2 separate regions of the Homo sapiens genome follow, and region 2 is linked to region 1. A link is a loop called in an ENCODE intact Hi-C map of the cell type or tissue named here. Cell type or tissue: HepG2. All regions are shown on one strand. Each heading gives the region's core, and the rest is flanking DNA. Links, peaks and the distances in the headings are about the cores only.

Region 1 (15,826 bases), core at 4,941-12,940:
AACATGCCTAAAATTCCCCTTTGCACTCATGCTCCATCAAACTACAGCAAAAGAAATTGGTTCGGGACCTCATGCCTCCACTTTTCTGTATTTTCCAGAAAAAAGAACTCGAAAACTTGGCTGCAATGGATTTGGAACTACAGAAGATAGCTGAGAAATTCAGCCAAAGGGGCTGACTGTCATTGGAGCGGTGGGCACTGTTAAGAAGCAGCCATCACATGATCTGTTTTTCACCACTTCACTGAAAGACACCATTTATCTACCCAAGGGCAGAAAGTAGAACTTACTATTCATTAAATGTTTGACACAATTGGAATTGTCTTTAATTTCTGTCAGAATGCTATTGAAAATGTGAATTGCATGACTTGTAGCATATTCTTTTCTGCAAAATAGACATATTAACATGCTTATGACAATGACTGTGCTACTGTCTTTGGAAAAATGTTTGTCTCAGTTGGAAATAATAAAAGATTCACCTGAGACCAAAAGCTTCATTGTTCTCAGCTTCTTTTGGGCAAAGAGAGAGGTGTGTGACTTTTCAAATCTATTCTTTGAAGTAAATTGCAAAAGATGGCCCTAGGATTTGTTGGGTTTTGGATGCATAATAGAATAAAAAAGCAAACCTTTTGAAGTAATGTGCAGGATATAAAGAGAAATAGATTAGAAAAAGACATCTACTCCCCCATGCTGAGAGAGATTACAGGGGCTTGAAGAACCTGTTTCAAAAACAATCATAAGATATTACTTTAAAAATTCCTTTATCTAAAGAGCTCTACAAGTAGCCAGCCAAAGTTCATTTTTCAGGGCTGAGAAGAAAGCTTGGATAATGGGAAGAATTCCGGGGTGGGAGTGAAAACATCTGGATTGTCAAGACAGATCCCTGGCCCCTCAGATCTTGTCTGATTTCTACTCCTTAAGAAGATAGAGGCAGCTGGGTGCGGTGGCTTACAGTTGTAATCCTAGCACTTTGGGAGGCCCAGGCAGACAGATCACGAGGTCAGGAGTTTGAGACCAGCCTGGCCAACATGGTGAAACCCCATCTCTAATAAAGATACAAAAAAAAAAAGCTGGGCATGGTGGCGGGCACCTGTAATCCCAGCTACTTGGGTTGCAGTGAGCGCAGATCAGGCATTGCACTCCAGCCTGGGTGGCAGGGCGAGACTCTCTCAGAAAAAAAAAAAAAAAAAAAAAAAAAATATATATATATATATATATATATATATATATACATATATATATATATATATATAGAGAGAGAGAGAGAGAGAGAGAGAGAGAGAGGCTAGGCATGGTGGCTCACACTTGTAATCTCAGCACTTTGGGAGGCCAAGGCAGGTGGTTTGCTTGAGCTCAGGAGTTTGAGACCAGCCTGGGCAACATGGCGAAACCCCGTCTCTACAAAAAATTTAAAAATTAGCCAGGCATGGTGTTGTGCGCCTATAGTCCCTCCCTACTCAGGAGGCCAAGGCGGGAGGATCACTTGAGCCCTGGAAGTTGAGGCTGCATTGAGCCGAGATCGTGCCACTGCACTCCAGCCTAGGTGACAGAGTAAGGTCCTGTCTCAAAAAGAAAAAAAAAGGTAGAGCTTTTACTCTGCTGACTCTGTTACTAAGTAGCTCTGACTTTGGGCAAGTTACTTTTCCTCTCTGAACCTCAAGATCATCAATGAAATAAGATATTTGTCTCATTGAGTTGTTACAAGGATGATAGAGTTGATGCAAAACAGAGCAGTGCCTGGTGTATATCAACGGCATAGGAAGTGTTAGCTGCTGCCGTAATCATTCTTGCAGCTTCTTAGGACAATACAGTTGGACAATTCCCCTTCTCCCTTTTTTTACCTGTCATTTAATTCCTCACCCTTGGTGGCTTCTACTTGGTTGATTTCTACTGTTTTCACAGTTTTGGTAAAGAGTTATTCTCTGGAAGGTGGTGCAGAAGAGAGTAAGACCTTCTCTTTACTCTCTGAAGGTTGGATAATTAAGTCTATGGAATAAACTGACCGTAGGCAGATTAACAGGAGAAAAAAACATTTTAATTACATGCATAGGCCCAGGAGTCCCACACAATAGAAGACTCAGAAGGGCCAGATGATTGAAGTTTTTATAGCATCCTGAGCTACAGAAGAGAATAGGGGGCTTGGGGTTCCTGGGGGACACAGTTATGGGAAGGTAGCAGGAGGAATTGTATGATAAATAAAGGTTGTGTTGTTATGCAGATAAAATCTCTCAGGTAATCAAAGTGATCCAGCAGCCTTCTTTTTTTTTTTTTTTTAAAAGCTTAATGAAATTTTATTTTGAAAATATGGCAAAAGTCTAAGGCACTTCAAATATTTAAATACATGTAGGACCAAAGTAAATGTGACACAGTATAAAGGAATCCATAAATACAGAGAACTACACTATATTTCTCTAGAGGCAAATACATAGCCAATTCCTCTAACACAATTCAACCTTTATCATTAGATACAGAATTGTGCAATTATTAACAAAAATATGATAATGTTACATGTAGTTCTTCATGTCTTTAATTAGTATGAAATATAAAAGTTGAAAATACTGTGCCAATTTCATATACTCTTTTTTTTTAAAAAAGTCATATTTACATCTACCTAGATGAAACCAAATGAAAATATTTTCTTTTGTAAGTTTCATAGTTTTTGAGAGTTCTATCTAGCCCAGACTGAAGTTACTGATGATCAACTTTCTTACTTTAAAATAATACAAGAAAAATCAACAAAACTGTGCTGGGATGGAATTTTGGAAGAGCTTTCTAATGGTGCCACATTTGGTAAATATAAATATTTGTGGAAAAATTTTAAAACGTGATGCCAATGAGAACCTGACACTTCTCTGTGGTGGTGGTCTGGGAGTGGAGAGACGGAATAGAAGGTGCCCATTCAGGTCAGGTCAGGTCACAATTCCCTATGGCTGTACATAACAGAGCAGAGACTCAACAGCAACACAGAGTAGGTTAAAGTGCACCGTACGCAGACAGAAGATGGCCAGAAAGGAGGCATGTGTGCCCAGGCTGGCAGTCTCTGCACTGTGAAAGCTTCAGTCTTTAGCCCTGGGCTTTATGCTTCTGTTTGCTGGTGAGCTCAGGCACAATGCATATACATTCAGTGTCTGTCATTCCAACAGGCACAGTTGGCAGCTTAATGGTGGCATTAAAATGGAGGGCTATTTGCATACAATCAATCAAATGAAACTCTGTGGCTTCATTCCAAGCCTAGGGGTGCCCGGAGACTGAGCTTTTGCAAAGCTGATGTGGGCATACAGAAGAACAGTGATGCCCTTGTGCCCCACTTCCAGGGCGATCGAGAGCATGGTGCTGCCATCATTGTCCTGCAGGTGGACGTTGCAGCCCAGCTGGGCCAGCAGCAGCTTGATGATCTCCATGTGCCCGTGCTTGCTGGCACAATGAGGACCATGGAGCCCTTGTCGTCCTGGAGGTTGACCTGAGCCCCACAGGCCGGCAGACCATACACCATGCCGATCTGCACAGTAACTGACTGCAGCATGAGGGCCATCTGCCCCAGCTGACTGGCTTTGAGGCTCACCTTTCAGCCAGAGTTCTTCCCCAACCTGCATGTCCTCTGCTTCCGCAGCTGCGAGGGCCGCCAGCATGATGAAGGTATAGCCCCTTGTTCTGGTGATCCACGTTACACATGTGGGTGTCCAACAGCAGCTTCACAATCTCAAAATTGGAGTGGGACATGCTGTAATGGAGGGCTGTGTTGCTGTTGCCATCTGCCAAGTTGATGACCTAGTAGAGGGCATCCAGGGAGGTAGCCTCAAAAGCAGCTCTGTAGTCTCCCAGGGTGGCTGCAATGGCTAACTTCTGACTGGACACGCAGAACCCCTTGTGCTGGAGGGTGTTCAGACAGAACCTCATATCTTTGCTGGTCACAGCTTTGGGGTCATTTATATTATTTTTCAGTAAGTTGCAAGCAGACAACATTTTTTCACTTAATTTATACCTCCCTCTGATTTTCACCTTCTCAGGTTCACGTTCTTGAAACTGCATTTCATCTTCCACCCTGGCCAACTTGAAACCTTCAATGTTAATGGCATGGTGCCCTTTGGCCATTCCCCAAGTGTCTTCATCCTCGTCTTCTTCAAGAGGATACTACTCAATGACACTCAATGACATCACACTCGTCATCTGACTCAGAAGAAGAGCTTTCATCTGTGTGAAAATCATCACTTGAAGTTGTTGCATAACCTCCATTAATGCCAACAAACTGAAGATTCTTTTTCATGCCATTTGAATCTTTGTTACCATCTTTCTTCTTCATAATGGGCTCCAGTGTACTTTCATTGTTTGTGCATATGGAGGCCAGCGGCCATCTGGTTGTCTGTCAGGTTCACTAGAGACCATGTCCTTTCCTGAGCGGGGAAGGCATCCTGGCTGCTGACCAGCTTTCCTTCTGAGATCCCTACCTCTGAGCAGCCTTCTTCCTGATACAGATACTTTACTAATGTAGATTTCCTTTCTAGATGTACATTTCCTTGTAAAAAGGACAGCTTTTTAGAGCCATTCCTGTGTCTGTAGTTTCTCTGAATAATCAGCTCGAAATATGCCAAAGAGGTATATTTTTGGGTGGCACATTGTGGTCTCCTCCAGTCATATTTTGGGATGGTGTGGGCCGAGCCCCAGCAGAGGCAAAAATAAGACTTAAAATCACGTAGGACTTTTATCCATCAAGGAAGACCTGGTTCTCCTCCTCTTGGCTAAGTCAAGAATTGCCTGTGCTACTTAACCAGATTCTTTTTAGATGAACTCTCTGTGACATACTTTTCCAGGAGCATTGCTGCTTTGTCATATGGGGAGCCCATCAGTGCTATAAATCTGATGGCAAATTTTTCTAAACCTGGACACACACTTCTAGAAGGTTTCTTGCTATCTCTCTGCCTGCATTTTTTTTTTTTTCTGGCCATGGGATTGTGACTGCCTGTTTGTAAAGGGCAGTGATGGGGGTGTGAGGAGGGGAAGGCTGCTGGAGGAGGTAGCTCTTATAGTGGACAAGGGGGGTTGGTAAATACATACCATACTAGTTTTCTGGGGCTGCCATAACAAATCACCACAAAACGGATGGCTTAAAACAAGAGAAATTTATTCTCTTACAGTTTTGGAGGCCAGAAGTCCAAAATCAAGGTGCTGGCAAGGCCATGCTCCCTTCAAAGCCTGTAGAGGAGGATCATTCCTTGCTTCTTCCTGGTTTCTTGCTTCATCCTTGCTTCTTCATTCCTTGCTTCTTCCAGGCCTTCCTTGGCTTGTGGCAGCAGAGCTCCCACTGCCACCTCTGTCTGCACATGGGCACTCTCTCCCTGTGAGTCTGTCTGTTAACATGGTGTTCTTCATCAGGACACCAGTCATATTGAATTAAGGACCCATCCTACTCCAGTATGACCTCATCTTAACTAATTACATCTGCAACCACCCTATTTTCAAGTCAGGTCACATTTACATGTATTAGGGGTTGGGACTTCAACATGTTTTTTTTCTGGGGACACAATTCAACCCATAATAAAGCAGGCCAGCACCCACCCCCCTCAGGTGGAGAGACACTGAGGCACATATTCTGCACTGCCTCCCAGACTTCCTCTGTGGATCATGCCCCAGGTGCCACAGCAGTGACCTGCCCAATAATGCAGCCTTTATTGGCTGCCTTTACCTTTTCCACTGCCCACTGGTGACCCTGCTGGTGTTTCCTGGGATCATCTCTCATATAAACTGCTTGTTTTCAAATACTTGTCTCAGGGTTTGCTCCTGGGGGACCCTGACCTAAGAAACTATCCAAAGTCAAGGCTTATATTATGCCAAATAGTATACCTGCACTTGCAACCCCTTGTCTTAATATATCCTGATACAAGATACTGGGAAATGCTCAGCATGTACTCACATGCACAGAGTACAATGTCTCTTCCTTTTTTCCTATCACAGCCCAGCAGAAAACAAAATCCTTTCCTAAAGAGAGATTCAGGGGCCCAAGGTGAAAAATGATTTACTGTCTATAGGAGAGAAAATAAAACCCAGCAATACACCAAATGCCAGCCTGGCAAATCTCACACACACACACACACACTCACACACTGGGCACTGCTCACGAGGAAAGCTGCTGGAAGCTAGAGTGCAATGCATATGGCACCCCCCAGCTTCCCCCTGGCATCTGCCTTGTTGAGGTTCTGCACATTAGTACATCTTTTCATTTTAGTTTGCAAACACCCCAGGGGAGGGAAACGTGAAGGTGTAGATGGTCTATCAAAGATGAAGGAGACATCCAAGAGAATCCCACCCAATACGTGCTGCTCAGACGGTACAATTAGGATCTTGGGGATGTCACCATTTCTTCAGGAAGAAGTGAAGAACAATCTAGTCCACTGTTTTTCCCACTTTTAATCAAAATAATTTATGTCCATTGTAAAAACATTAAGTAGTCCTGAAAGGCTTATAAATGAGGATTATGGGTTGAATTTTGTCCCCAAAATGAAGAAGTCTTAACCACTGGCACCCATGAATGTGACCTTATTTGGAAATCAGGTCTCCGCAGTTAAGATGGGGTCATTAGAGTTTCTAGTATTATTGGTGTCCTTACAAGAAGACGGAAATTCAGAGACAAACACACACACAGAGGAGAATACCATGTGGAGACAGAGGCAGAGACTGGAGCTATGCCTCTTCAAGCCAAGAAATGCCTGGGTTACCAGATTTTTCTGGTACGGTCAAGGAAGGATTCTGCCCTAGAACTGTCAGAGGGAACACTGCCTCTGCCAACAATTCAGTTTCAGACTTCTGGCCTCCAGATATGCAATAGAATACTTTTCTGTTGTTTTAAGCCACTCAGCTTGTGGCACATTGTTATGGCAGCCCTAGGTATCTAATACAATGAGAAACAATGGCCTCAGTGCCCCATCCTCCAAATCTGTGTGCAGATGCAGCCACCTGTAATTTAACTTTTAGATTTATTTTCTTATTTGAATATATTGTCATGATTTATAATATCATGACAAGTTTATCGAGAAGGAGTTATAACACAGAGCTGGGACAGGAGGAAAGAAAGGGTCCTATTATTACAAAATGAAAATACACACCATGCCACTGTAAAACATAGTATAATCAGGAGGCCGGGTGGGTGGTTCACCCCTGTAATCCCAGCACTTTGGGAGGTCGAGGCAGGCAGATCACCTGAGGTCGGGAGTTGGAGATCAGCCTGGTCAACATGGTGAAACTCTACTCTACTAAAAATACAAAAAAATAGCTGGGTGTAGTGGCAGTTGCCTCTAATCCCAGCTACTCGGGAGGCTGAGGCAGGAGAATCACTTGAACCCAGGAGATGGAGGTTGCAGTGAGCTGAGATCGTGCCACTGCACTCCAGCCTAGGCAACAAGAGCGAAACTCTGTCTCAAAACAAACAAACGAACAACAAACACATAATATAATCAGGAGATTTCAGGTGCTGAAATAATTAATTAATTGCAGTAATTACAATTCTGCAGTCCAGGATCCTGACACTCACATATATGACAGGCTTCACTGAGAAAGTATCTGTTGATGAAAGACCTAAAGAAAGGGTGTGAGCCATGTGGACACCTGGGGCAAGGACATTTCAGGCAGAGGGAATAGTAGGTGCAAAGGCCCTGGGTCAGGAATGTGTTTGGCATGTTTGAAGAAGAACAAGAGGCCAGAGTGGGAGACTGTCGTAGGAGGTGAGCTTAGAGAGGCAGCAGGGGCCAGGTCACGCAGGGCTCTCTGTAGGTCCTGGTAAGGACTTTTGTTTTACAATTGGAGAGTTCTCAACGGATGACTGATAGGATTTGCTTTATGTTTATAACAACACTGGCTGCTGGGTTGAGTGATGGCTGTAGGGGAAGTGAAGGCAGAAACACAGAAACCAATAAGGAGGGCACTGTAATGACCCTGGTGGGTCATTGTGATGGCAGGGTCCAAGGTGGTGGCACTGGGAATGGGGAGAAGTGGTAGAATTCTAGATCTATTCTGGAGACAGAGCTGACACGTAGGGCTGCTGGTTTTGGTGTGGCATGAGGGAATGAGAGGAGAATACCAAGGCTTTAGGCCTGAGCATCTGGGAAAACAGATGGGGAGACTGCAGGAGGGACTGGTTTGGAAGGGTAGAGATGGGGAGCTCAGATTTGAACTTGTTAAGTTTGAGACGTGAATAGATACCCAGCAGAGGTGTTGAGCTGGGTATATGAGCCAGTGCTGGAGGAAAAGGCCTGTGTTGAAGACTGCATGTGGGAGTCATCATCATAGAGACGGTATTTAAAGCCTTAAAACTGGGTGAGATCACCTAGAGTTATATAAATGAGTGAAAGATGGCCTCTGTTTATTGGCTCATAGATTGTTTATTTCTTCATTGCAGGCTGACACTGATTACTGCAGAAGCCAAACTCAAATTTTTACACATCCAATTATTTTAAACAAATTTTATGCCAATTTTTAGCCATTCAGGGCCTTGCTGGTACATACCCGGTGAAACTATACCCAGCATCTGTTGGCCATTGATAACATAGAGCCTTGTGGTTATAAGACCTTAAGTGCGATGTTAATCCCAGCACTTTGGGAGGCCGAGGCAGGCAGATCGCTTGAGCTCAGGAGTTCAAGACCAGCCTGGGCAATGTAATGAAACCCTGTCTCTACTAAAAATACAAAAATTAGCTATATGTGGTGGCATGCGCCTGTAGTCCCAGCTACTTGGGAGGCTGAGGTGGGAGGATCACTTGAGCCTGGGAGGTGGAGGTTGCAGTGAACTGAGATCATGCCACTGCTCTCCAGCCTGGGTGACAGAGTGAGACCCTGTCTCAGAAAAATAAAGCCAAAAACAAAAACACAAACCTCAAGCCGTCCCTGTCCTTCGGAGCTCTCTGACCCAGAGACTCCCCTCTGTACTGCTGTGCAACACCACCTAGACACATAAGCCTTGTTTCTGACTCTCCCCTCCCTCGGGGGTATCCTTGCCTTTCCTCCTCTCCTTCTGAGTAGCAACACCTGTAGTGTGTGCTCTTTGCACAGACTCTTGCTCTAAGGGACATCCCCCTACCCCTATGCAAACCTGTCAGAGTGTCACCATCACCAATAAAATATGTGTGTGCTGCTGCCATCTCATGGTCATGTCTTTCTCTTTGATCAGTCCCCAAATCCTCCAAACACCCTAGGGAGTTAGTGTAGACAAGAAAAGGAAGAAGTGCAAGTGCTGAGCCCTGAGGCATGCCAATGTTTAGAAGTTTCAGAGATGAGGAAGAACCAGTAAGAGAGATACAGAAAGAAAGGCTGGAGAGGTAGGAGGGAAACCAGGAGAGAGTGGTGTTCTAGAAGCCAAGGGAGGAAAAGCCTGGCAAGGAGAGGGATGGACGGTGTCAGACACTGCTGATAGGTCCAGCGGACCGAGAAGGAGCTCTGGATGTCACACTACTGTCCATTGTTGCTTGCTGCCCACACCAAACCTGCTTCCCACTGTGGCTGCTCCAAAGGGCTGCTCTCCCGTTTCCACCAGTGCCACAATCCGTCTCATCACGCCACTGAAATCAGTGATCAGCAAAGTTTTTCACAAAGGCCCAGAGAGCGTGTATTTTAGGCTTTGAGACCATATGGGCTCTATCACAATTATTCAACTTTGCCACAGTGTGAAAGCAGCCATTGACAATACATAAACAAATTGAGAGTGGCTGCGTTCCAATAAAACTTCAGTTTGAATTTCATGTAATTTTCCCATGTCACAAATTTATTTTATTTTTTATTTTTATTTTTTTTACTTTTCCGCTTCAACCACTTAAAAATGTAAAAATCTTTCGTTACAGGCCATACAAAAAACTTGTAGTGGGCCAGATTTGCTGCCCGCTGATTTAAATTAATCATATTCTTTCTTATTTTTATCTCCTTTCTTGAATCTGTCACCATATGACTTTATTTATTTATTTATGAATGACAGAGTCTCACTCTGATGCCCAGGCTGGAGTGCAGTGGTGTGATCTCAGCTCACTGCAACCTCTGCCTCCTAGGTTCAAGTGATTCTCCTGCCTCAGCCTCCCAACTAGCTGGGATTACAGGTGCCGCCACCACACCCAGCTAATTTTTGTATTTTTAGTAGAGAAGGGGTTTCACCATGTTGGCCAGGCTGGTCTCAAACTCCTGACCTCAAGTGAGCCACCCTCCTTGGTCTCCCAAAGGGCTGGGATTACAGGTGTGAGCCACCAAGTCTGGTCTATATAATTATTTAATTTAATTTAATCTAGTTTATAGCTCCTATTTTGTGTCACTCACAGGTGACAGGAGAGCACTGAGAGGTCACTACCCACCTAAGCATTTGATTAAGGAAAAGTATTCCCAAAAGGCAAAAGAATGCCTGCTATCATTTCCCCTGGATTAATTTCTCCACTCTTTAAAGTTTGTTGGCTTAGAATTATAACACTATGTAGACCAAACATCCAACAGATTGACCTACCCCTCTTTCAAAACAAAATATCCACAGCACCTTGTTACCTGTCAAAGCAAAAATGAAATGTCAAAATCTTTCCAGTCTTGTTTTAATGATATCTCAGCTAAGAGTAAAAAAAAAAAAAAACAAAAACAAAAAAGCCCCAGGTTATTAATAGAACTGTAAAAAGGGCCTTCCAAAAGGAGTGGGTAGAGTATGATATTCATTTCCTATGCTTCAAAGATCTTGCCCTTTCTCATAAAAACTCAGATAGCTGTGGGTGCCTAGTAAAGGTTAATACGGTAGTTGAAAGGTTACTGGTTGCTTTTTAAGTAGCTATTCAGGGACTTACCTCTCTCACCATCTGACCTGTGCTACATAGTTAAGTTCAAGGAAAATTATAATCCTTTTTACAAAAATTAATACTAGCCTAGAGGCAACATCATATTTCAAGTTATTAGATACACTCTGTTCCTTTCTAGCACTGCACTTAAAGGCATTACAAAATCAGGATAAAGTGAATCCTGATCATGGATTTTTAGGACATGCGTTTTAGTATTTAGTACTGTTCTTGCAATACTTACAACCAACACTTTAAAACAACATGCAAACACTCCATTTTTTTTTCCCAAAGCTTCACTATGTATTGAGAAAAGGCTATTTTTGGCTTTTCAATATACAACCAATGCATGAATGATTGCTCAGTATTTGCTTCATACAATTTGAGTGTACCTTTAAGCTAAAAAATGCCCTGTAATGGGTGCCATGCTATATTGCCAAGTACCCTAGTCCAGTGGAGGAACAGGATGGATGTTACAGAATGATTTTTGTCTTTGACTTCTTGATTGCCATTCATTAAAGTGCTATTCTACATAACTCCTCTGGTGGCTGGATGTCCAAAAATCATAAAATTATCCGTTCATCTGCTCCAAAGGTGAATGTCCATTTTAAACACAAGACAAAAACATCCTGTATTTAGCTGTACCCATGATGTGCATGCACACAGTCGTGGTTCCCAGTGGGCGGTTCCTGGACCAACAGCACCAATATCACCTGGAAACTACTTGAAATGCAAATGCTCTGTACCACTCCAGAAGTACTGAAATCTTATTCTGTGGGGTGGAGGGCCCAGTGGCCTCTGCTTACCAAGCCCTCCAGGGGAATCTAAGTTTTCCAATGCTAAGTTTGCAAACCACAGAATTCAATCATCTGTACGCAGATTAAGTAAACTATATGAATGAGAAAAAAAAAAAATACAGATTAACTTATGCTGTTGGCATTGGTAAGATGAGTTCACAAGGTAACATGAGCATGCAGGGCCTTGGTAGCTCAGACCCCAGACCCCTTGCTCAAGAAACTCAAGAGAAAAGATTTAGGGAACGGAATGCAACTTGCAAACCAGTAACCAGGAGACCAGCCACTACTGATTCTAATCTATGCAGTTTTCTGTTCTCCTTGTCCAAACTTGATTAGCTACATGTGTGTGTGACACCAGCTTGCAACACACTCCGTGAGGTGCCAATCCAGGCATGTCCTCTACAATAGACAGACCACGTCACAATCGGCCGAAAGCCCACAGGACATCACTGACTGCATCACTGTTAGAAGAATCACAGTAGGAAACATTTTCATTTTTATTTATTTTTTGAGACAGTTTCACTCGTCGCCCAGGCTGGAGTGCAATGGCGTGATGTCGGCTCACTGCAACCTCTGCCTCCCGGGTTCAAGCGGTTCTCCTGCCTCAGCCTCCCAAGTAGCTGGGATTACAGGCGTTAGCCACCACGCATGGCTAATTTTCTAATTTTTAGTAGAGATGGGGTTTCAACATGTTTGTCAGGCTGATCTTGAACCCCTGACCTCAGGTGATCCGCCTGCCTGGGCCTCCCAAAGTGTTGGGATTACAGGCATGAGCCACTGTGCCCGGCCGACATTTTTATTCTTTAATAGCAATTAGGATAAAGGACTCAAAATTGTACTTAGTAATCACATTGGCATAGCACATGCTATTTGGAAAAAAAATTTTTTTTCTGAGATGTTCCTTGCTGTATGATACAGGCCTATTCTATGACAGGAGCAACGCAAACGATGACCATGTTCCAGTGAGCAAGACTCAATCTCTCAAATGAACAAGAGCCTTGGCTGATTCTAAACACTTTCTTTGCTACAGCACATGATCAAATGATTAGAGTTTTTCAGAGCTTAGAAAGGGTAACCATCTAATCATGACAGAGTTCTTCAGCATTAATAATCAAGAAAGGCACTTTAGGGACATTTGACAAGGAATGACACTAATACAATGAGAATTGGTCTAAGTCCTGCACAAGACTTTGATACAGTTCAAATAGACTGCACACTCTTTCTGTCCCCATGTGTACATACATATTCATACAGGTGGTACAATCTATGTCTCCACTTGCATGTGTATGTATATATCTGTGTATATATAAATATATGTGTGTATATATACCAACATCTATATACATATGTGTGTGTGTGCAAATGTGTATCCATAAGACCATAGAGGGGGAAAAGACATTTGTTTCCTTTAATTGAATAGTACACAAAAATTCTAGTCACTTTATTTAGAACAAAGAATAAGAGTATTGGCAAATTAATGCAAAAAAGTACCCTACTAAACCTTTCTATGCACAAAAAAGAGCAGTAAAATAAATACTCAGAACTTTCCCAGGTTGTCAACTATTAAAATAAAACCTCAGCATTTCAAAAAAGCTTATTCCGCTGCAGGAAAGAAGGTGGACATTTTTGGTACCATAATAAATCACACACTCACACATCCATATTGCTTAGGTTGAAGAGAACGGAATGAACAGAGGAAATTTCTTCCATGAATTGCCCTCCTTTCGGTACCCGCCATGTTTTAGTTACGTTGTATTATTCCACTTAGCTTAAAATATAAAGTCTTGTAGAAACACATTTTTAGGATGTTGAAGTTCTCAAGATATTTGCACAGAATATTTAGAAGTACTTAGAGGAGTTTTGTTAAATGCAGTTGGTCATACTACATACCCCATGGTTGCAGTTTTGACAGACCAAATGCATCTGTGTCAGAAATAGACAAAAGGCATATACTCCTCCTTCCTAGAAACGGGTACATAGACATGTTCTTATTCTTGGGATATGAAAAAACAAGTAGTAATGGCATTTAAAGTTTAATTACTAACTGTATAATGCCTGAGAACAAAATTCAGAGCAATTCTCAAAAGGGTTAAGAGTCAGACTCTGGGCATTTTCGTTTTTTAGCTGCAGGCTCCTCAGTCTCGTGTGATTCTAAAGTGCTTGCATTAGATTTGAGGCTGGTGTCTGCTTTAAGGTTGTCCATGGCAACGGTGAAGCCGGAGAGAAGATAACCCCCACCTCCACTCATCAGCAGTTTAGGATGACTTCGATCTGGCAAAACCTAATCAAGACAGAAAAGACATTCATGCTTTCCTAAGACAATAAAGTCCATGCTAACAACACATATACCAAAAATCAGAATTTAAACAACACAGGTTCTCTTGATGATTTAAATGGACATTTTTTTTTCTTTCTTTTCTTTTCCCTCCCTCCCTCCCTCTCTCCCTTCCTTCCTTCCTTCCCTTCCTTCCTCCCTCCCTTCCTTCCTTTCTCTCTCTCTCTTTCTTTTTAAGAGGCAGGGTCTCACTGTTCCTCAGGCTGGAGTGCAGTAGTGAGATTTTGGCTCACTGTAACCTCGAACTCCTGGCCTCAAGTGAACCTCCCACTTTGGCTTTCCAAAGTGCTGGGATTACAGATACGAGCCACGGCACCAGGCTTTAAATGGACCAACTTCTAAGGACTAATTTCTTCACATTACAATGCAAAGAAAAGTGTAGAAATTGGTTTAATTGATTTTCTTTTGAAAAATAAAACTGGCCGGGAATGGTGGCTCACGCCTGTAATCCCAGCACTTTGGGATGCTGAGGCAGGTGGATCACAAGGTCAGGAGTTTGAGATCAGCCTGGCTAACATGGTGAAACCCCATCTCTACTAAAAATACAAAAATTAGCCAGGCGTGGTGGCACACAGCTGTAATGCCAGCTACTCGGGAGGCTGAGGCAGGAGAATTGCTTGAACCCGGGAGGCAGAGGTTGCAGTGAGCCAAGATCGCGCCACTGCACCCCACCTGGGCGACAGAGCGAGACTCTGTCTCAAAAATGAAAAAAAAAAAAAAAAGAGAAGAAAAAGAACTGAAGCAGTTTTCAGTTCAGCCCAGGTTTATCTAGAAACTGAAGCATGTTTCTGGCGGAGAATGGGTAATGGTCTTGGCAGTACTCTAGAACTGTGCATATAGCTTTCTTTCTCCTGGCTTCAGGAAGCTTCATGGCCAATAATGGAGCTTGGGTCTATGGAGAAGTTGCTACTGAATGTACTACACTCCAAACCTCCCTTCCCCGCTACCCTGTTAACTCTGCCAAGGCAACTTCTCTCCTCTTTCTCCTGTAACCTTAGCCAAGACAGACAACCTCCACAAAGGGCAGGGTTACCCAAGGCTCAATAGCATCCCCACTACAGTATGGTAAGACACCAAGCAATGAGACGGGGCCTACGGCAGCATGGAGGTGCTCCCCTCAGATCTCCCTTCATGAGGGAACAGCTGAGAGGCATTCAGGCAGTAGAACACCTCCAGCTGCCGCTCCTTTGGGATCCACTGCAGCATTCATACCGAGGGAGGCCATGGGTTGCTTCCAGTCAGTAACTGAGCATGGGTACCAGAGCTGGAGCATTTCTGCTTAACACAGGGCTCCTTGAATGGCGATCTTTCCACTTGGGCTCGCCATCAGCCTCATGGAGACTTTCTCCAGAGCAGCACTGCAGGCTCTTCCTACCATCCTCCTTTCTCTACCCGCTCCTTGCCCAGGCATCAACCTGCACCACCAATCTTGCTCCCTCTCCCCTTATCTTTCTAAGGCATTTCCCTCAATAAATCTCTTACACTTCAACTTCCATCTTAGCATATGTCTTCCAGAAGACCTGAACTGACACAGAGCCCACCAGTAAATCCTGAAAACTTGCTGCAAAAACATCCTGGCAGAGAGGAAAGGGCCAGTTTCTCATCCACCTGGGAATTTTGCTATTGTCAATTACATCATCCACAGTGATACTGAGGCCTTGGGGAAATAAGAACCATAATGGTTTGCATTTTAAATGCCTTTAGGGCAGAGTTACAGAGTAATATATTCTGACATAACAAGAGAAAAAAAGGGTCACAAAAAGTCAGGGGCATATTCTCTGAGTAACAGCCATGAGAAATCTCCATCCCTGTAGAAAGAAACAGAGACATCTCTATTTTTATTTTGTTTTGTTTTTGAGAGAGGGTCTTACTCTGTCACCCAGGCTGGAGTGCAGTGGTGGGATCTCGGCTCACTGCAG
Region 2 (8,000 bases), core at 1-8,000, 130 kb before region 1:
AGGCTGTGCATCAGGAAAGGCTAAATTATGCTGTGGTAACAACTCCCAAATTGAAGTTGTTTAAAAAACTATAGACTATTTCTCATTCATGCTCATTTGGACTGTCAGAGGGCTAGTTGTTTAGGGACCTAACAGCCACCATCTTTTTTTTTTTTTTTTTCTTTTTGAGACAGAGTTTCTCTCTTATCACCCAGGCTGGAGTGCAGTGGTGCGATCTTGGCTCACTGCAACCTCCATCTCCCAGGTTCAAGCCATTCTCCTGCCTCAGCCTCCCAAGTAGCTGGGATTACAGGCGTGTGCCACCAGGCCAGCTAATTTTGTATTTTTAGTAGAGACGGGGTTTCACCATGTTGGTCAGACTAGTCTCAAACTCCTTACCTCAAGCGATCCACCCACTTCCGCCTCCCAAAGTGCTGCGATTATAGGCATGAGCCACCATGCCTGGCCCAGCCACCATCTTGAATGTTGCTATTGCCTTACAGAGGCAAAAAGAGAACTCCGAAGGGCTTCTCATTGGCAGTTGAATGCTCTGCCCTGGAAGTGAACGAGAATCAAGTATCCTACTCACAGTTCATTGCTCAGGACTACTTACGTGGCCCCAGGACGTGCAGTCCTGTCAGTGGCCTGGAGAGGGGAGAATGGAAAATGTTTGACATATGGCTTGATTAACTCCTTCAAAGGCCAGGACAGATGGGCTCTACTGGAAGGAAGAAGCCACAGCTCAAGTGTGCACAGGGCAGGGCTCCTCTGGAAGATGGGAGTGGCTCCTGAAGATATAGCAGGGAGGAGAGGACCCTGTACAAAAGACAGAGTAATTTATTAGAGTACTCTCACAGGAATAACCTGGGAGATTGATTCCCCCGCCCCCCGTATCCCATAGATGGGAAAATTAGGAGGAGTGCTCTATTTTAACATTTGGAAATGTCTTAACATTTGATCTTTAATGTGCTATGGAAGTTACATAAGTCTCCACTATAAAGTTCCGTGTTCAAAAGCATTGTGCCTAGTACTGTGTGTGCTACATTGGATGTTCTCAGTGGGTACTCATTGAATTGAATGATGGTTCTAAACTTACCACAGGAAAAATGCATACACTGTTTTTAAAAATTATCATTGTTATTATTATACCATTATTCTATCTTACAGAGAAGTTTGGATTTGGAAACAAGTTAGAGTCCTGTGAGGGCCTTTTAAGGAATTTCTCCTGCCCAGGAAGCTGCCAGGATCCAAAGAAAAAGCATGTCCAGATCCCAACTTCCCTTGTATTGCTGCTTATTTTTCCTTGCAATTTCCCTGACCCAGCCACCATGCTTGCTCTTTGCACCTTCTCAGCTTTGTGAAAGGATGTCCTTGGTCCTCCAGGCCCTGCTTTCCTGTTGGTGGCCTCTATCTGGATTGGGTCTCTTGAGACACTGTTAGGGGTCAGACTTCCTGGGGCCAGATCTGCTACCCACTAGCTCTGTGACTTTGGGCAAGCTTCTTAATCCTTCTGGGCCACACTTTCCTCATTTGGAAACTTTGAATAATACTAGTACGTACATCATAAGGTACTAGGGTTAGTATGAGATGCAGTGATACTTACAAAGTGGTTAGAGCAGTACCTGGTGCTTTGTAAGTGTCTGATCCATGTTAGCCATCGATGTCATCACCACCTCTCCTCCAAGCTATATCCATGTCTTTTCTTTTCTTCTTTCCTTCCTTTCTTCCTTTCTATTTTTCTTTTTCTTTTCATTTTTTTGACAGGGTCTCACTCTGTTGCTCAGGCTGGAGTGCAGTGGCGTGATCATGGCTCACTGCAGCCTAGACCTCCTGGGCTCAGGTGATCTTCCCACCTCAGCCTCCTGGGTAGCTGGGACTACACATGTGCGCCACGTTGCCCAGTGTCTCAAGCAATTCATCCACCTTGGTCTCCTAAAGTGCTGAGATTACTGGCGTGAGCCACTGTGCCCGGCCTCTTGAGCTTTCTTTTAATGATTATACCAAGAATTCTTCATCACTCACTGCAGGGCCAGGACCAAGACAAAGTGTTAAATGGGTTCCATTTTGCTCTGGCTTCCATCTGGCTTGATTACCAGTCCCGGCCTTCCCTTCTCGCTGTTCTGGGCTTATTCTTGCCTTTAATATACAGTCAATAAGCAACTCAAGAGGGGCCGTATTTCAATCCAGCATTCCTGAAGACCAGGGGGCCTTGTGAACACATTTGTTCTTCACCTTATTTGATTGCAGATCTTTTTTTTTTCTTTTTCATTTTCTTTGAGACAAAGTTTTGCTCTGTTACCCAGGTTAGAGTATAGTGGCGTGATCATAACTCACTGCAGCTTTGAACTCCTGGGCTCTAGCAGACCTACCTCAGCCTCCCAGGTAGCTGGGACTTGAGATGAGTACCACCATGCCTGGCTAATTTTTTAAAAAAATTCTTTTGTAGAGACAAGGTCTCACTATGTTGCCCAGGCTGGTCTTGAACTCCTGGCCTCAAGTGATCCTTCCGTCTCAGCCTCCCAAAGCATTGGGATTATAGGCATGAGCCACCAAGCCCAGTCTGTAGATCCTTTTGAAAATCTGATAGAAAGAATGAAAGCTCTCCCAAATGTGGGAGCCTGTGGCTTCAGGGGAGTCTCCAGAATTCTAGGCATTAGATTTAACATTTAAAAAAAAACAAGGGCCAGTCGCGGTGGCTCACACCTGTAATCCCAGCACTTCGGGAGGCCGAAGCAGGCAGATCACAAGGTCAAGAGATCGAGACCATCCTGGTCAACATGGTGAAAGCCCATCTCTACTAAAAATAAAAAAAAAATTAGCTGGGCGTGGTGGCACACACCTGTAGTCCCAGCTACTCAGAAGGCTAAGGCAGGAGAATCGCTTGAAGCTGGGAGGTGGAGGTTGCAGTGAACCGAGATCGCGCCACTGCACTCCAGCCTGATGACAGAGTGAGACTCTGTCTCAAAAAAATAAAAAAGATTAAAAAAAAAAAACAAAACAAGAATGACGAAAGAGCAGGTGGTGTGGACTTGCTATTTGGAGGTTGAGGGCCTGTCTTCTGCCCCTTCGATCATTAAGGAAGTTATCCAGTCTTATGGCGAGATCAATATCATTACTGTATGGCCGGGCGCAGTGGCTCACACCTGTAATGTTAGCACTTTGAGATGCCGAGGCGGGCAGATCACTTGAGGCCAGGAGTTTGAGACCAGCCTGGCCAACATAACAAAACCTCATCTCTACTAAAAATACAAAAAAAATTAGCTGGGCGTGGTGGCACATGCCTGTAATCCTAGCTACTTAGGAGGCTGAGGTATGAGAATCATTTGAACCCAGGAGGCAGAGGTTGCAATGAGCCGTACTTACTATATATATATAGTAACTTACTATAGGTCTTTGTATATATATATAGTTACTGTAAGACATTTGTATATCGCAAAAAAAAACTATATATATATATACAGTTACTGTAAGACATTAGTATAGTGTAAAAAAAAACTAGAAAAAAAAACCAAAAAACAAACAAGAAAATCTAGCTCCTGTGTGTTTTTTACATGACCTTGTGGCACCTGCAGGCTAATTTTGTTTGTTCAGGTTTTGCCACATCCTGTGATCGTTCATTATCTTTGACTTGATATGTGACCGTACAAGAACATTTCAGTTATGGCCTAACATAATATGTGCTCTAAAAATTCCATTGCAGAAATCATACTTGATGAAGGTGGCCGTCATTCATTTTTGTCACCTAATCATGAATGCCAGTGCCACTTTCCATTTCAGGACTGGCATGGAAAGTTATGCCTGTGCATCAAACAAAAGTTTGCATGAAGAAGGAGCCTCTTGTTCAATTTTGCATGAGATGTTTCCTATTGACTTTGAAAACTTGAAGTGTTTGAAGGCAAGGGGGAAAGCAAATCAACCCAAGAGATTCCACATATTCAAAGACTCCAGCACTTTGTTTACCTAACACAGAACTGTGTGCTGGTGGCGAAATAAAGCCTTTGCCCTGAACAGGAAATCTTGGTGGAGTCCAGGCAGCAGGAGGCCTGGCAGCATTCCACAGTGATCAGCTGAAGGAAAAACAAGAGTTTACAATACTAACCCCAAATGCCCTTTTTGTCTCCCAGGAGAATAATACTATCTTGGCCTAGGAGGGTTGTGCCTTCATGCTCAACTCTTGGTCTAACAGTCATGAAGCTGCAGTAACATTCTGTTTTCCCCTCCTTAATCTTCTTTATCAAAGTCTTAATCCTTTGCTGCTGTTGTTTTTGAGATGGAGTTTCGCTCTTGTTGCCCAGGCTGGAGTGCAGTGGCGCGATCTCGGCTTGCCACGAACTCTGCCCTCTGGGTTCAAGTGATTCTCCTGCCTCAGCCTCCCAAGTAGCTGGGATTACAGGCATGTGCCACCATGCCTGGCTAATTTTGTATTTTTAGTAGAGACAGAGTTTCTCCGTGTTGGTCAGGCTGGTCTTGAACTCCAGACCTCAGGTGATCCGCCCACCTCAGCCTCCCGAAGTGCTGAGATTACAGGCGTGAGACCCCTAATCCTTTTTGTTTGTTTATATTATGAAATTAGGCCATTCTATAAGTGGTACACTTTTCAATTTCTTAAAAAAGGGAAAGGTAAATTATTTGGGGCAGACAACAAAATAGGAATGTAAATGCTTGAACTGTTGATTAAATTTGTGTGTTGTGTTGTTTTGTTTTGCTTTTTGAGCCAGAGTTTTGCTGTGTTTCCCAGGCTGGAGTGCAGTGGCGCAATCTCGGCTCACTGCAACCTCTGCCTCCTGGGTTCAAATGATTCTCATGCCTCAGTCTCCCGAGTAGCTGTGATTACAGGTGTGCACCACCACATCCAGCTAATTTTTGTATTTTTGGTAGAGACAGGGTTTCACCATTTTGGCCAGGCTGGTCTCAAACTCCCAACCTCAGGTGATCCGCCCTCCTTGGCCTCCCAAAGTGCTGGGATCATAGACATGAGCCACTGCGCCTGGCCTAAATTTGTGTTTAATATGGCAGGAGTGACGGCTGGGTCTGGTGACCTCCATTTCTCTATTGAATGGGGAGAAAGCACAGCCTTTGGGGTTTGAAGGGCATTATCGCTTTAAACATGTTTTTTGATTTAAATTTTTAAATATTTTTTAGAGATGCGGCCTTGCTCTGTTGCCCAGGCTAGTTTAGAACTCCTGGGTTCAAGTGATTCTCCTGCGTCAGCCTCCCAAAATGTTGGGATAATAGGTGTGAGCTACCACATCTGGCTGCTTTATAATTTTTTACTTGGCGTTTCTTTATCTGTTTTATGGGGACAATAATATCTACCTGATGGGTGGACACATAGTAGCTGACATAAGTGAGAATCTCCACCCACAAACTTTAAAACTGTTGCTTACGCATCATGCTATTGGTCCACAGTATATGGATTTGTGGATCGTGTCTTCTTCCTTCCATTTGAAAACTAGAACATTTGCTTATCTCCCGTCCCTCTATCACTTACCCCATCCTTTGTGATGGTTTTGAAGCACTGATCATTTTCCTGTATTACTGTGGGGAAGTGGATTATCTGCAATACATGCCTTGTGTTCATTTCCTCTCCTACCAGTCAGGCATGCAGTTTTGATAAACTACCTCCCAAGTTCTGAAGGAATTAGGCTTAACCTAAAATAAACAAAACAATAGAATTTTGATAGAAGTGGAACAGAGGCCTGCAGTGTTGTCCCAGGAGCTGTTGAGGGCAGTGGCGCCTGCTTCTGGCCATGGACAGAGAGATTCAGCATCACCATGTCATTGCAGAATGAAGGGAGAGTTGGCTTTGTTAACCACCTTGGCTGCCCGTGATGCACTGATCAGTTAAGATACCAACATTTCTTATTTACATCCTGTGTTGTTGTTTCTCCGCACCCAAGGGATGTGAACAGAGTGGTGGCAGTGATGGTTGCCAGCCCTCTGTCACCACCCTCTCCACTAGAATGCCATGTATTATGTATTTCCACTGAAGGACTTGATTTTAGCACCGAAGAGTGAGTGAGTGGTCGTGTAACCTGTACCTGCAATCTTGGCCTTGAATTCTCATTTTATTCCTCAATGCACTGGCTTAGAAATCAGCTGGCTGGTAGCTGTGAGCCAGGCCCATGCCCACTGCTTTCAGCTGGAGCCCTGCAGGGCTTTGCCCTCCTGGGTGGCCTTTGCCTGGTACGCCTCTCTTGTGCTGGGCTGAGGGCAGCTCTTGGTTATGTATGATTAGCTCAAATTGTGATTCAAAATTGGCACAATTATATCATCCTAATTAAAAAAATAAACCTGAAAATGTAGTATAAATTCCTAACTTCTGAAAATTCCTCGTAATACCCATCCCAGTTTTCAAAGCAGTTTCATAAGTTACTATTTATTTTTTCCTTCTTTTCTTTTCATTCCTTCCTTCTTCCTTCCTTCCTTTCCTTCCTTCTTTCCTTCTTTTCTTTCTCTCTCTTTCTTCCTCTTTCTCTTTTTTCCTTTTTTTTGAATTGGGGATCTTGCTCTCTTTTGATAATGCGATCATATCTCACTGCAGCCTTGAACTCCTGGGCTCAAGCCATCCTCCTGCCTCAGTCTCCTGTGTAGCTGGGACTACAGGTGTGTTCCACCATGCTTGGCTAAGTTTTTACATTTTTTTGTAGAGTTGAGGTCTCGTCATGTTGCCCAGGCTGGTTGCAAACTTCCAGGCTAAAGTGATCTCCCACCTCAGCCTCCTGAGTCACTGGGACATATTTCTGTGGAATCTCCCAGTTTGGCAAAACATTAACCCTAGAATTACTTTAACATTGTTGGAAAAGAGGTACCCCTTCGACTTCCTTTTGGAGAATATAGCCTCAGAATTTATGCTCCCTAGAAACCAGAAGTGATTTCAAGCAATGAGCTAGAAAGAGGAAATCTCTCTTCTTTTTGTAGACTTACTGCTACTAGTCTTTGGAGGAAGGTCCCCAGGTGGGTATATGTATCATTGTTGTGACACTTGTGATAAGGTTAGCCTATTTTTAATGATAAAGCACTAATCATCCTTTTCTTTTAAAAAATCGTTATAAAAATAAACAGTACAAAAGAGTATAAAATGAAATGTAAGGGCGGGCGCGGTGGCTCATGCCTGTAATCCCAGCCCTTTGGGAGGCCAGGGTGGGCAGATCGCGAGGCCAGGAGTTCGAGACCGGCTTGGCCAACATTGTGAGACCCTGTCTTTACTAAAAATATAAAAATTAGCTGGGCATGGTGGCACACACCTGTAATTCCAGCCACTCGAGAGGCTGAGGCAGGAGAATCCCTTGAACCTGGGACACAGAGGTTGCAGTGAGTCAAGATCACGCCACTGCACTCCAGCAAGACTCCATCTCAAAAAAAAAAGAAACGTAAAAGTCCTAGGTCTTCATGCTTCTCCCCAGAAGTAATTATTGTAGATAACTTTTGTGTATCCTTCCATATACACACCTACAGATCTATATACATAAATATAGATAGACATACATACATATGTACATGTGTATATTGTACACACACAAACAGCACGTATATCTTTTTTTCTAAATACCAATGGAATTTTACCAAAATATTATCTTGCATCTTGCCCTTTTTTCACTTATTGCTATAATAAGGCAGCTTGCCATGTTGGTACATGTAGCTCTCTCATATTTTTACTGTCTGCATAGTATCCCATTGTATGATTGGATCATAGTTTATTTAACGAGATGTCTATTGATGGATGTTTAGATTGACCCATGTTTTTACTCATAAACAATCTTGCAGGGAATCTCCTCTTACACAGCTTATCTAATGCATTTGGTGAATGAATATTCTCATTCATGGAGTCAAACTTGGTAACTATATTGTTGTATTTTGAATATTAGTGATTTAGTGGATTTAAGCAGAAAATATTTTAATGAAATTTAATGGCTAAGTAACAAAAGATCGCCTTTATTTGCACAAGAAACATTCTTACAGATGGTGAAAGTGTTACAGAAGCCAGTTTAGTTGGGTTAATATTATCGGTTAGGAGTTAA

What was found. Hi-C counts contacts between places; a loop is a spot of excess contacts. Peaks named below come from ENCODE experiments on the same cell type or tissue, not always from the same donor. Only the 100,000 strongest peaks of a DNase experiment are listed, where the experiment ranks them.
Region 2: a loop joins it to region 1, with 3 times the contacts of the local background. A loop is called at or near these places in 26 of 110 quality-filtered maps.

What each region holds. Positions count from the first base shown.
Region 1 is chr20:5,924,874-5,940,699 of GRCh38, forward strand. It overlaps TRMT6 (tRNA methyltransferase 6 non-catalytic subunit), which reads right to left. Exons shown (of 11, transcript NM_015939.5): 11 at 12,355-13,853. The coding sequence ends at 13,662. CHGB (chromogranin B) reads left to right here. Exons shown (of 5, transcript NM_001819.3): 5 at 99-480. The coding sequence ends at 176. It also overlaps the pseudogene KANK1P1. Among named protein-coding and RNA genes, the nearest start is that of TRMT6, 18 kb to the right of the region's middle. RefSeq lists an enhancer at 1-136 and silencers at 9,075-9,124, 15,060-15,248. In HepG2, for the core only: a CTCF peak has its summit at 9,112 (motif pointing left); a DNase peak (open chromatin) is centred at 9,118.
Region 2 is chr20:5,800,929-5,808,928 of GRCh38, forward strand. The region is part of intron 2 of SHLD1 (shieldin complex subunit 1); the gene reads left to right. Among named protein-coding and RNA genes, the nearest start is that of SHLD1, 55 kb to the left of the region's middle. In HepG2, for the core only: a CTCF peak has its summit at 5,696; DNase peaks (open chromatin) are centred at 3,593, 3,963 and 5,723; H3K4me3 peaks cover 259 bases.